Linked DNA regions of Homo sapiens: regions 1 and 3 are each linked to region 2. Evidence: chromatin contacts called from ENCODE Hi-C or POLR2A ChIA-PET data. All regions are on one chromosome and are shown on one strand. The core of a region is the stretch at or near the end of the contact, and the rest is flanking DNA. Distances in the headings are between cores, read along the strand shown. Region 1 has its middle 350 kb from the start of C11orf87. Region 2 overlaps DDX10 (DEAD-box helicase 10). Region 3 has its middle 310 kb from the start of DDX10.

What was found. Hi-C counts contacts between places; a loop is a spot of excess contacts on that map. ChIA-PET counts read pairs that join two places held with the same protein, here RNA polymerase II (POLR2A). Pooled maps may share reads with other maps.
Region 1: a loop to region 2 is called in a map with no recorded cell type, with 4 times the contacts of the local background. The contact joins two enhancer-like sites. A Hi-C loop is called at or near these places in 1 of 168 maps with a recorded cell type or tissue (Caco-2), 1 of 37 single-sample maps with no recorded cell type and 2 of 50 pooled maps. POLR2A ChIA-PET finds 5 or more read pairs at or near these places in 1 of 52 experiments (MCF 10A).
Region 3: a map of PC-3 shows a loop between it and region 2 (5-fold over the local background). The contact joins two enhancer-like sites. A Hi-C loop is called at or near these places in 1 of 168 maps with a recorded cell type or tissue (PC-3), 3 of 37 single-sample maps with no recorded cell type and 2 of 50 pooled maps.

The regions. Positions count from the first base shown.
Region 1 is chr11:109,070,079-109,074,002 of GRCh38, reverse strand. No RefSeq gene overlaps it. Among named protein-coding and RNA genes, the nearest start is that of C11orf87, 350 kb to the left of the region's middle. Within about 2 kb of position 2,267, at least 3 of the 41 ENCODE cell types and tissues checked have a DNase peak (open chromatin) inside an H3K27ac peak, as active enhancers do.
Region 2 is chr11:108,692,590-108,696,172 of GRCh38, reverse strand. It overlaps DDX10 (DEAD-box helicase 10), which reads right to left. Exons shown (of 18, transcript NM_004398.4): 9 at 2,573-2,657. Among named protein-coding and RNA genes, the nearest start is that of DDX10, 29 kb to the right of the region's middle. Within about 2 kb of position 2,117, at least 2 of the 41 ENCODE cell types and tissues checked have a DNase peak (open chromatin) inside an H3K27ac peak, as active enhancers do.
Region 3 is chr11:108,974,370-108,978,226 of GRCh38, reverse strand. No RefSeq gene overlaps it. Among named protein-coding and RNA genes, the nearest start is that of DDX10, 310 kb to the right of the region's middle. Within about 2 kb of position 2,511, at least 3 of the 41 ENCODE cell types and tissues checked have a DNase peak (open chromatin) inside an H3K27ac peak, as active enhancers do.

The sequences.
Region 1 (3,924 bases), core at 1,018-3,517, 380 kb before region 2:
CAAAGAAAATACATTTAACATCATGGCACAAAAATTAAGAGAGAAGTGACTTTCCCCTACACTTTGCACCTCTCCACACATAAATGCATGCAAACACCTACCCATTGACCAACAGAAATATCACACTGGGACTATTTCCAAAGAGTCTCTGAAAAGTCATTAAGTATTTTGTAAAATACTTCACAAAGAGACAAGTCTTGCCAGCCATCCTTGATGATCTGTCTCCCTAAAATAACTCCAATCCCAGCAGCCTCCCAGGTGCTGGTAGGTAGACAGTGCCACAGTCAGCTCAATCTCTGCGGAGGCCCAGCCTATTTGATGCTGCACATATATGCACTGCCTTCACTTTCATCATCCTTCACACCTACTCTACCCATCCATGTCTCTGCCTGGCCAGTCCCTACTCATTCTTGAATGTCAGTATAAATGTCTCTTCCTGCACAAAGCCCTTGGTGAGTCCCCAGGTTGGTTTCAGTACCCTTTCTATGTGTGTCTTCACCTACACGGGCATTAGTTGACACCATTGTAGTTGTGCATTGACTTGTCTATCTTCACTAAACTGTAGGTTCCTTGAGGACAGAGAATATGTCTCCAGCACTTAACACAGTGTTGGCATATAGAAGTGCTCAATAAATATTTGTTTAATGAATGAGTGAATCCAAACCAGATTAATGGTTGGGATAAAAAACTACTCAGGTCTACTGAGGAACAAACCAATAAACCTGGTGAAAGGGAAGTGGAAGTACCCAGGCACAAAAACCAGGTACTCTCCCTAGAGTTCACAATGAGCCAGCTAGGTGACTGTAAGACCCAGAGATCGGTTCTGCTGAATATGCAATATCAGAGGGCAGAGTAAAGAGTAACAAAGCCAAACCAGTTGTTCCTTGTAAGAAAAGAGAGAAGAAAACCGACACTTAAAGAATACCTATCAGTACCCCTTTTAAGCCAGAAAAGAACTTACAAGTTATTATCACCTTCTCACAGACAAGAAAAATCATGCTCAGAGAGGTAAATAACATGTCAAGTAAATAGCAAAGTTGGTATTGGAACTTGGACCTGCTGATGCCAGAGTTCACACTTTATTTTACTCTATCTTATTGTTTCTGAATTTTCCACAGATTTGGATGTCCATTTCTACATTCTGGGAAATCAGATGGTAGGTAGAAAGCTGGGTACCCTGGAAGCTGTGGCATTTGACATGCAGTAGTGGCACTGAATCAATGAGCAGATGAACAGGCATTCACTATGGTCTGCAAAGGGCTCGCATTGCCAAAGATCTTCTTGTCTTTGAAAACAACTTCAAAGAAAAAGAATAAAGTTCAGAGAAGGGAATGCAAAGGATAATGAGAAGAGAGGGGAGAGTCAAGAAAGCCTCCTCCAGATGGATGACATACGAAAAACATTATATGAAAACATCACAGTGAACACCCAATCTCTCACTGAAAATGGGCAGCAAGACCATCCTTAACTGTCATTATGAGCAGAGACATGTGATATAGTTTGAATATATGTCCCCACCAAATTTCATGTTGAAATGTAATCCCCAGTGTTGGAGGTGGGACCTAGTGGGAGGTGATGGGATTTCTCATGAATGGTTCAGCACCATCCCCTTGGTGCTGTCCTTGTGATAGTGCATTCCTTCTCATGAAATCTGGCCGTTTAAAAGAGTGTGGTGCCTCCCCCACATAGTCCCAGGTCTCTCTCTTGCTCCCACTCACACCATGTGACATGCTTGCTTTTTCTTTGCCTTCTGCCATAATTGGAAGCTTCCTGAGACCTCACCAGAAGCAGATGCTGGTGCTATGCTTTCTATACAGCCTGCAGAACTGTGAGCCAATTAAAGCCCTTTTCTTTATGAATTACCCAGTCCCAGGTATTTCTTTATAGCAATGTAACAACAGCCTAACCCAACATGAATCAGCTACGGGGCCTCAGCCAACTATTAGCACATAGACTCCTGCCTCCAAAGGCGAAGGTACTGAGAGTTAAGAGAAAAGCTTAGAGGAAATGAAAATGCATCCAATTCCCCGTCAAATGAAAATGCTATGGGCCAAAGGCCAAAGAATATTCTTGGCCTGGATGGTGCTCTCCACGCTAAATTTAGCTGATTGCTGAGCTTTTTTTAAGAGGCATCTTATTCAACCTTTTGCAAGCCACAGATTTACCTCCTAATGCACAACTTGCTTCCCCCTGAAGCTGGAACACATTGTCCTTGGCTTTGTCATCTGTGGGAGAAGCAATGCCAACAAAAACTCTGCTGTTATCACCTGGCTCTGCTTGTCCAAGCAGTGCCTGGATGAGGTTCTTTAATGGCACTGACAAAAGGCTCTCTATCCTCAGTAATCCAGCCCACCTCCCCTGACCCCACCATCCCCATAACTATAACCTCATCTTAATTCTTATTAACAGAAATCCATTCTTCTGTGTTTATCACTCTAGCTGCAGAAATCAGCTTTTAAAATGAGAAAACTTTAGGGAGAGTTTGCATGCCCATTAACATAACCAAAATCTGTGCAGATTCTAACACTGCTTGCTTCATTTGCTCCTGATAACACAGTGCAGACTGAGAGGCAGCATGCAAGGTTGAAAAAGCATGAGACTTTAGACTAAGACCTAGATTGAGAGCCTCATTCTTTTTATCCAGACAATCTTCAGCTTGCCTCATATGAAAAGTGAGGATTATGATATCTAGTTTTGCCCAATAAAGGTAAATTAATAATATTTTAGGTGGTTATTAATCTTAGGAATTTTAGGACCAAAAGAACCAAGAGGTTACATGCACAGAGAACGGGGCTGGAGACAGTTTGGGAGAATTGGTGAGTAAGGTGGCGTCAAGACACAAGTGAAGCTAATATCAGACTTATGAGAGTCAGAGTCAGGAAGCACAGAAGCCAACAAAGAAAGTGAGGACAGGGGGAGAAGATGCAGGCCCATCCAACTCACCTAGAGCAGTGGCATATGTATAGTTAGTCATGTTTCGGGTCATCATGTGGTCACCTCTGAGTCCCTAGTAACTAATGTTCATTTGGCAATTGTTAAGTATTTATTAAGTGCAATTGTCTGCCAAGTGATGATCAAGAGAATAGGTTTAGAGCACTTAGGGTTATAGTAAGTTCCTTCCAGACTTTGGGATAAGACAGGAAAATAGCCTAATGCAAAAACTAATAAAACTCAACACACAATGGGTGGTAGTCGTCATTTACAGAAGCAACCCACTCTAGTAAACAGTTAGTAAATAAGTTATCCCAGACAGGGAGAACAGAGCAAACAGGAAGAAGAGAGATCACACACACACACACACACACACACACACACACACACACACATTTACAAATCAAAAGGGCCCATTCCATTGAGTGTTCAGCACAATGAAAGAAAAGTAATCTAAACTTTGGTACATTTTCATGACATTTCAGAGTACTAGGGCTGAAGAGCATACTCTAACCATCCTTAAAGCTTCCGAAGGGAAAAATGGAGCAGTGTCTTCAAGTGAGGAAAACTAATTTCCAACCAAGAATTCTATACCTATGCAACCTAAGATCAAAATGTAGGACAGAGTAAAGGCATTTTCAGAGAATGATGACATGAGATTAGGGAGTGGGGAGTAGTTGCTGGTTAAATGTTTGGATTTTCTTCTCAGGAAAGGGAAGCTACTAGAGGATTCTGACCAGAGAAATGATGTGATCTGACTCATAGTTGATCTTATAGTCTATTTATCTGATAGTAGTATAGTCACTCCATAGCTCTTATGGTTAATATTTGCATGGTATATCTTTTTCCATTCTTTTACTTTCAACCTGTTTATATCTTTGAATCTAAAGTAACTCCTGGGTCATGTTTTGTTTTTATCAAATCTGATAATCTCTTTCTTTTGATTAGATTGTTTAATATATTTACATTTAATATTATTGATATGTTTGGAGT
Region 2 (3,583 bases), core at 868-3,367:
ACAAAAACCATGTACTCAATACATTAAAGACCAATGAGGCACCATCTACCCCCTCATAAAAATGGAGAACAGGCAACTATTCTACCCATGTCCCATTTTAGTTAGTTCCAAGAAGAAAGAAAGTTCTAAAAACAAGTTTGTCTAAATGTACAGTATCATATACAAAACCTAATCCTAACTGCATTGCTTGTTTAAAACTACATCATTAATTGCAATTAAAAGACTTATTTTTGAACCCACTAATTCATAAATCCTATTTTTAAATAGTCTTTCATTATTATACTGTTCTCTCCCTTCTTTCATGCTGGTCAAAAGAAGCACATTTAATTTGAGTGCATTTTTATTATAAACCACGTTTAAAGATGGCCCACAGGATAAACATGAATCAATCAAAAAAAACAAAAAAAAAAAACACTTAAACACTCATACATTCAAACATCTTATGAAAATTAAATAGAATTTTAAGAAGATCTATTTCTTGCTAGGCTATAAAAAGACATAAAAACCTTCACTTCAGCTGAAACAAAAAGTGACCACATAAAAACAAAAACAAAAAAATTTTCTTCAAAGCTACCCAAAAAATATAAATGTATAGAAATCTAAAAGAACTAAACGCCAAGGGGACTTCCTAGGTAAGCAAGGGATAGCGTACACTTTCATACTTGGGGCCACTTGCTGAAGTGGACACAGGGCAGGTGGTAAAGCAAGCCTGCCAAACAGGACAGTCTGTGCTCGGGCCTAAAGATCCTCACATCCCTGGGAAAGTTTTGAGAAGAGTTTGTGGCATGAAATTGGAAGCAACCATTGGTCCAGTTAGACCAATCCTGGAATCCATATGATAAATACCCAATCATCCAGTTTTGATGAGAAAGAAAACAGAGCAAAAATGTAAAACTGAATAAATAGTCCATCTGTGGCTAACCATAATCATAATCTAAAGATCATAATAAATTCCAATTCTTAAACACTACAAACATCAGCAAGACAAATGTACATTGAAACTTTATTCAGCTCTCTATTTTCTTAAGATCCATTTCTGGATGTGGAATTACTAAGACAAAAACAAGAACTGTAAGGTTGTTAATAAGTATTACCATATGCTATCCAGAAAAATGTTAACCATTTACAATTCCACCAAGAATGTATACCTCCCAGCTTTGCTGCTACAGCTTAACAGCAATGACAGATTGTGTAATCCTTTTTGATTCATTCATATACCTTTCTATGCCACTTAATTCCAAATGACTGACTTTACTATGGTTTTTTTTTATTTGTTTTGTTTTGTTGTTTTTGAGACAGAGCATCACTCTGTCGCCCAGGCTGGAATGCAGTGGTGCGATCTCGGCTCACTGCAACCTCCGCCTCCCGGGTTCACGTGATTCTCCTGCCTCAGCCTCCCAAGGAGCTGAGACTACAGGCGCACACCACCACTCCTGGCTGATTTTTTTGTATTTGTAGTAGAGACAGGGTTTCACCATGTTGCTCAGGCTGGTCTTGAACTCCTGACCTCGTGATCCGCCCACCTCGGCCTCCCAAAGGGCTGGGATTACAGGCATGAGCCACCATGCCCAGCCTACTACATTCTTTTCTAGACAGTTCCTCATACCTCTTGAGCAAACATAGGATACTTTTGGGAGGAAGTGGGGAGTATAGGAAGAAGGAGAGATAGGGAGTGGTCTTCAGCAATGTCTCTGTTTCCTGAACTAGGAAGAAAGGAAAAAGAGATATCTATGATTCCAAATCACTTAGCCTCTTATTAGCCTATACTTTAGAAGGTAAGAGCACAAGATCTAGACTAGATAAGCCAGACTGCCTGGGTTCAAATCCTGGCTCTGTGGATCTTTGAACAAATTGTTTAACTGCTCAAAGATTCAGTTTCCTCACCTGAAAATAGGGATTTAATAATACAGTAAGTAGTCCCCCCTCTATCTGTGGTTTCGCTTTCTGTGGTTTCAGTTACCCCCAGTCAACCAAGGCCCAAAAAATATTAAATATATTAAATGGAAAATTCCAGAAATAAACAATTCATAAGTTTTAAATTGCTCACCCTTCTGAGTAGCCTGATAAAATGTCACACCATCCCACTGTGTCCTGCCCACAATGTGAATCATCCCTTTGTCCAGCATATGCACGCTTAAGACCCCACCCACTTGTTACTTAGCTGTCTCAGTTACTAGACTGAAAAAACATAGCATATATTGGGTTTGGTACTGAGATTTCAGGCATCCACTGGGACCTTGGAACATAACCCCTGAGGATAAGTGAGGACTACTGCAGTCCTAGACCTAACTGACAGGTCATTAGGATTCAATGAGATGACTTTCAATGAGCAGTTTTGCTGAAAAGTAAAGTACAAGAAAGTTTAAACAAACTAAAATAAGATTTTTATGGATTTTTTGCAGCACTAATCAAGTCTTAGCCATAATGATTTACAGTAGCTGTCAACTCACACCACAAAATGCCAAACCAGCACTCACTTACCTGATTCCTTTCTTCGTTTATCTGCAGTTGGAAAAGCATGCTTTGTTATTTAGATAGTAGCAAAAGAAAAGAAATTAGTCAGTACACCTACCTGGCAGTTCTACCTGCTCTGTGAATATATGTGTTGGCATCCTCAGGACAATCAAACTGAAGAACCCAATTCACGGCCGGGAAATCTACAGAGAAGGGATGTGAAGTTAAGAAACTGGTTGCAAGATCTGCCCTGCTGCACTATTTTTATCTTAAAATATTGCTTGCCAGGACTTTTCATCACATCAAACTGATGGATATCATCTATGAACTCTATTAAAAATAAAATTAATTGCATGAACCAAGAGATAGTAAACATTTCTCTTGACAAAATGAACTAAAATTAATGACTGTTTGAATATGAAGATTACTTCGTATCTGACACGGAAGAGACAGATTGCTTTGTGTCGGACAAACAGTGAAATACCCTAATATTTAATAACCCGAAAGCACCACTTCTAATGGGGACATGGACAAAGCTGGAAACCATCATTCTCAGCAAACCAACGGGAACAGAAACCCAAACACTGCATGTTCTCACTCATAAGTGGGAGTTGAAGAGTGGACACAGGGAGAGGAACATCACACACTGGGGCCTGTCTGGAGGTGGGGGACTAGGGGAGGGATAGCATTAGGAGAAATACCTAATGTAGATGACGGGTTGATGGATGCAGCAAACCACCATGGCACATGTATACCTATGTAACAAACCTGCACAATCTGTACATGTACCCCAGAACTTAAAGCATAATAAAAAATTAAGTAAAATAAAAACTAGTCAGGCATGGCGCATGCCTGTAGTCCCAGCTGCTGGGGAAGCTGAGGTGGGAGTATCACTTGAGCCTGGTAGATCGAGGCTGTAGTGAGCTATGATCATGCTACTGTACTCCAGCCTATACTAATAAATATGGCATCTGAGATATGCTTTAGAGTACTCCAAGAGGGACAGGGGGAGGATTATGAAAAAGATAATTGTTAAAGCTGGGTATATGAGGGTAGATTAAACATATTCAGCTTTTGTTTATGCTTCAAATTTGCTGTAATTAACAATACAATAAAATTAAGTGACTGA
Region 3 (3,857 bases), core at 1,262-3,761, 280 kb before region 2:
TTCCCCAAAGTTTCAATCGTGATGGAGATACTGGGACTAAAAGTATGACCCTTTATTCTTTTGGTGTGAATTAAATGCCTTAATGTACCAGATACTCTGCTGTGCAACAGGGGTACAGCTGTGAAAAAGACCAGCCTTCTTGGAGGTCCTAGTCCAACAGGGGAAGCAGACGAACAGGAGTCTTGTGGTGGTGTGAGTAGGGGATGAAGGAGCATCTCCCACACTCCCGCATATCAGATACCTCCTGGCCTCACCTCACATCCTCTAGGCTTAACTTTTACCCCAGCAGCTCTTCCATGGGTGCACCCTGAAAGCTGCTCCACATGTCTCTCACTCTCTGTCCTGGAGATTCTCTGCAGCCACTTGGGATGCCAGCAGGAGCCACTGGCTATTCACACGGGTGCAGTCTGGAAGAGCAATATCCCTTGGTGCACTGACAATGGACAGCAGGAGCCAATGCTTTTCTTTTAGGTACCTTAGGCAGACAGTTCTGAGGTCCATTTATACAGCTCATTATGCATTGAATCGTGTTCCCAAAACAGATGCTGAAGCCCTAACTCCCAGTACCTGTGAACGTGACCTTACCTGGAAATAGGATCTTTGCAGATGATCAAGTTCAAGGTGGGCCCTATTCCAATATGACTGGTGTCATTTTAGAAAGGGAAAATTTGAAGATAGACTTGCAGATAGGGAGAACATCATGTCAAGATGAAGGCAGCAATCAGAGTGATGTGCCTACAAGCCAGGGAACATCAAAGAGGGTCAACAAACCTCCAGAAGCTAGGCAAGTAGCATAGAAGAGATTCTCCCTAACAGCCCTCAGAATGAATCAACCTTGCCAACACCTTGATCTGGGATTTTTAGAACTGTGAGACAATACATTTCTGTTATTTCAGCCACCCAGCTTTGTGGTACTTTGTTATAGCAGCACTAGCAAACTCATACACAAGTCCTCAGAATTCCCAGTGAGGTGATTCCTCTGTTTCTCACAATGAGGTCCAGCTTGGTAGCCCATGCTTGTGATGGCTTCACTTTAACCCCTGCTTCCATTTTTCCAGCAACCTTCTCATAGTCCCTTGAATCCCAAAATTAAGTCCTCTAATTAAAGCCCCTGCACCAAGCCCTTGACTCTGCTTTCTAATGGGAAAAGCCAGGCTAAGGCACCCACCCTTGGAAGACAGTCAGCCATCAATCTAGGTCCCTGAATGACTACATGGAGGAGAGACCTTGGACTGTTATGTGGGTGAGAAACAAGCTAATCTAGTGTTCACTCACTTGATGGAGAGGAGCCACCTAGCCTACTCTGGGTCACACAGGGTGAGCCCTCAGGGCCTGGCTCTGACAGACACATCCAATGGTGCTATTAGGAGAAATTACAAGGTGTTGGGGCAAAAGGTCACCAGTAACAACGCTCACTTCCGTGTCTTCCCAATGCAGACCTCTTTCGCTGCCTTTATGTAATCAAGTACAGGGGTAGAGTTGCTTTGTGGAGTCCCCTTGTTGGCTTCCTGGAGAATCCTGCCACCTGTCCTTCCCTTCTTCATCCTACCTCACCCCTGCCTATCTATTCCTCCTGGGCTGGGGGCTACTTGGTTAGTCGGATACATTGCTTAACCGCTCTGCCTACTTTCCTAAGAGAGGTATTCCAGAAGAAATAAGAGAAAACCCTAAATATGCTAAAAAGGTGCTATTGGAAACTATTTATTATATTATCAAAACTTCTATGTTTATATCTTGACCCTCGAACTAGACTATAAACTCTTAGTGTCACCAAATGTGTGGAAACCTTTCTTGCTTTGGTAGGAACTGAATAAATATTTTTAAACTGGGGAGGCATGGTGGCTCACGCCTGTAATCCCAGCACTCTGGGATGCCCAGACAGGAGGATCACTTGAGGCCAGGAGTTTGAGACCAGCCTGAGCAACATAGCAAAATCCCATCTCTAAGTTAAAATTAATAAAAATAAATAAATACATAATTTGAAAAAGAATTTATTCTCCTCACATTTAGATTTAATATTCCCTAATCACCCCTTTATCAAATATTATCCCAAGTGTGGTAGTAAAAGAGCAAACTTCAGCATTTTTCCAAGATAATTTTTTTTACACATTTACAAGTGACTGGTTTTAATGCCATGGTTTGAAATGAGCATGGCTGCGGAGAGAACTGGGAAAGTCGTTCCACCCTGGCCTTGCCTCTGACCATGCACATGAGTGGTGAGCTGCTCCTGCTCATCTCCCAGCACACCCTGTACACACATGATAATCAAGCTGCATTCGTCCATCTGGCACTCAAGGACTTGGAAAGGGAGCCGGAAAACATAAAGGCAAATCTCTTTCCACAAAGCTTCCCACCTGCCGAAGAGCTGTGATAACACTCCTATTTTTAGCACAGAATAATCACATCAGGTGCTTAGTGAGGGGCTTGGGGAAAGGGCTGGAAGGGACCAGAAGTTCTGCACACACTCACTCTGTCTCTGTGCTGTGGACACCCTCCAAAATGTGCTTGCTGCCAGTTGCCTTTAAAAATCATAGAGTGAGGCCTGGCACGATGGCCCATGCCTGTAATCCCAACACTTTGGGAGGCTGAGGTGTGTGGATCACGAGGTCAGGAGTTCAAGACTAGCCTGGCCAAGATGGTGAAAGCCCCACTCTACTAAAAATACAAAAAAATTTAGCTGAGCATGTTGGTCAGCACATATAATCTCAGTTACACAGGAGGCTGAGGCAGAGAATTGCTTGAACCCAGGAGGCAAAGGCTGCAGTGAGCAGAGATCGCAGCACTGCACTCCAGCCTGGGCAACAGAGCGAGACTCTATCTGAAAAAAAAAAAAAAATCATAGAGTGTGTGAGAGACACTAGCAGCACAGAATACTAAATACTACAAACAATTTAACTCTGTGGGCAATTATTTGCTCAGGATTTGTGTGTGCCTGCAAATATTTGGGCAAGGTTTGAATGGCAGAGGCATGGAGAGGTAGGGAGTGGTTGAGGGAAGCTAGCCTTATATTTCCCTATTAGGGCATGGTGAGGGCTGTCAGCAGCATTTAGAAACCAGCCTCCAGGGGAAGTGGGTCTGCCCTAGTTTCCAGCATCCTAGAAAGCTCCACGTCTCCCCAATGACACCAGGAAAGCAAATTAGGCAGAGAAAGCAGTGATTCAGTGGCTGGTACAACACTGAGTAGGTCCTGATGCCTAGGAAACTGGAACAGAGTCTAAGTCAGTGCAATTCAACTACAATAAACCAATCAGAGTTATAATTTATGAGCACCTAGTAGGTTTTTTGTTTGTTTGTTTGTTTTTTCTTTTTGAGACAGGGTCTTGCTCTGTCACCCAGGCTGGAGTGCAGTGGCACAATTGTAGCTCACTGCAGCCTCTATCTCCTGGACTTAAGTGATCCTCCAGGCTCAGCCTCCTGAGTAGCTAGGACCACAGGCTCAGGTCACTACACCCAGATAATTTTTTTTAATTTTTTTTTAAGAGATGAGGTCTGTCTTTGTTGCCCAGGTTGGTATTGAACTCCTGGCCTCAGGTAATCCTCCTGTCTCAGCCTCCCAAAATGCTGAGATTACAGGACCACCTGGTATTTACTGGGCCTTTCCAAACTTGTGGATGCAGATGCTCATTCCCACGTGAACACCACTGATCAGGAACTGTCTCGTTTGGATCCAAAGACCAGAGGAGTTTTCCAGTTGTTACACATGTCTCAGTTTTAACCACTTTTGAGAAATACCACACAAATTCTGCTCTGAACCTCTTGCCAATAAAAAAATAAATTATTATCCCCAGAAGCAATCCTGTGACTATAAGCCACAATAAAATTATGAAATATATCAATTAAGGTGTTAACACACTATC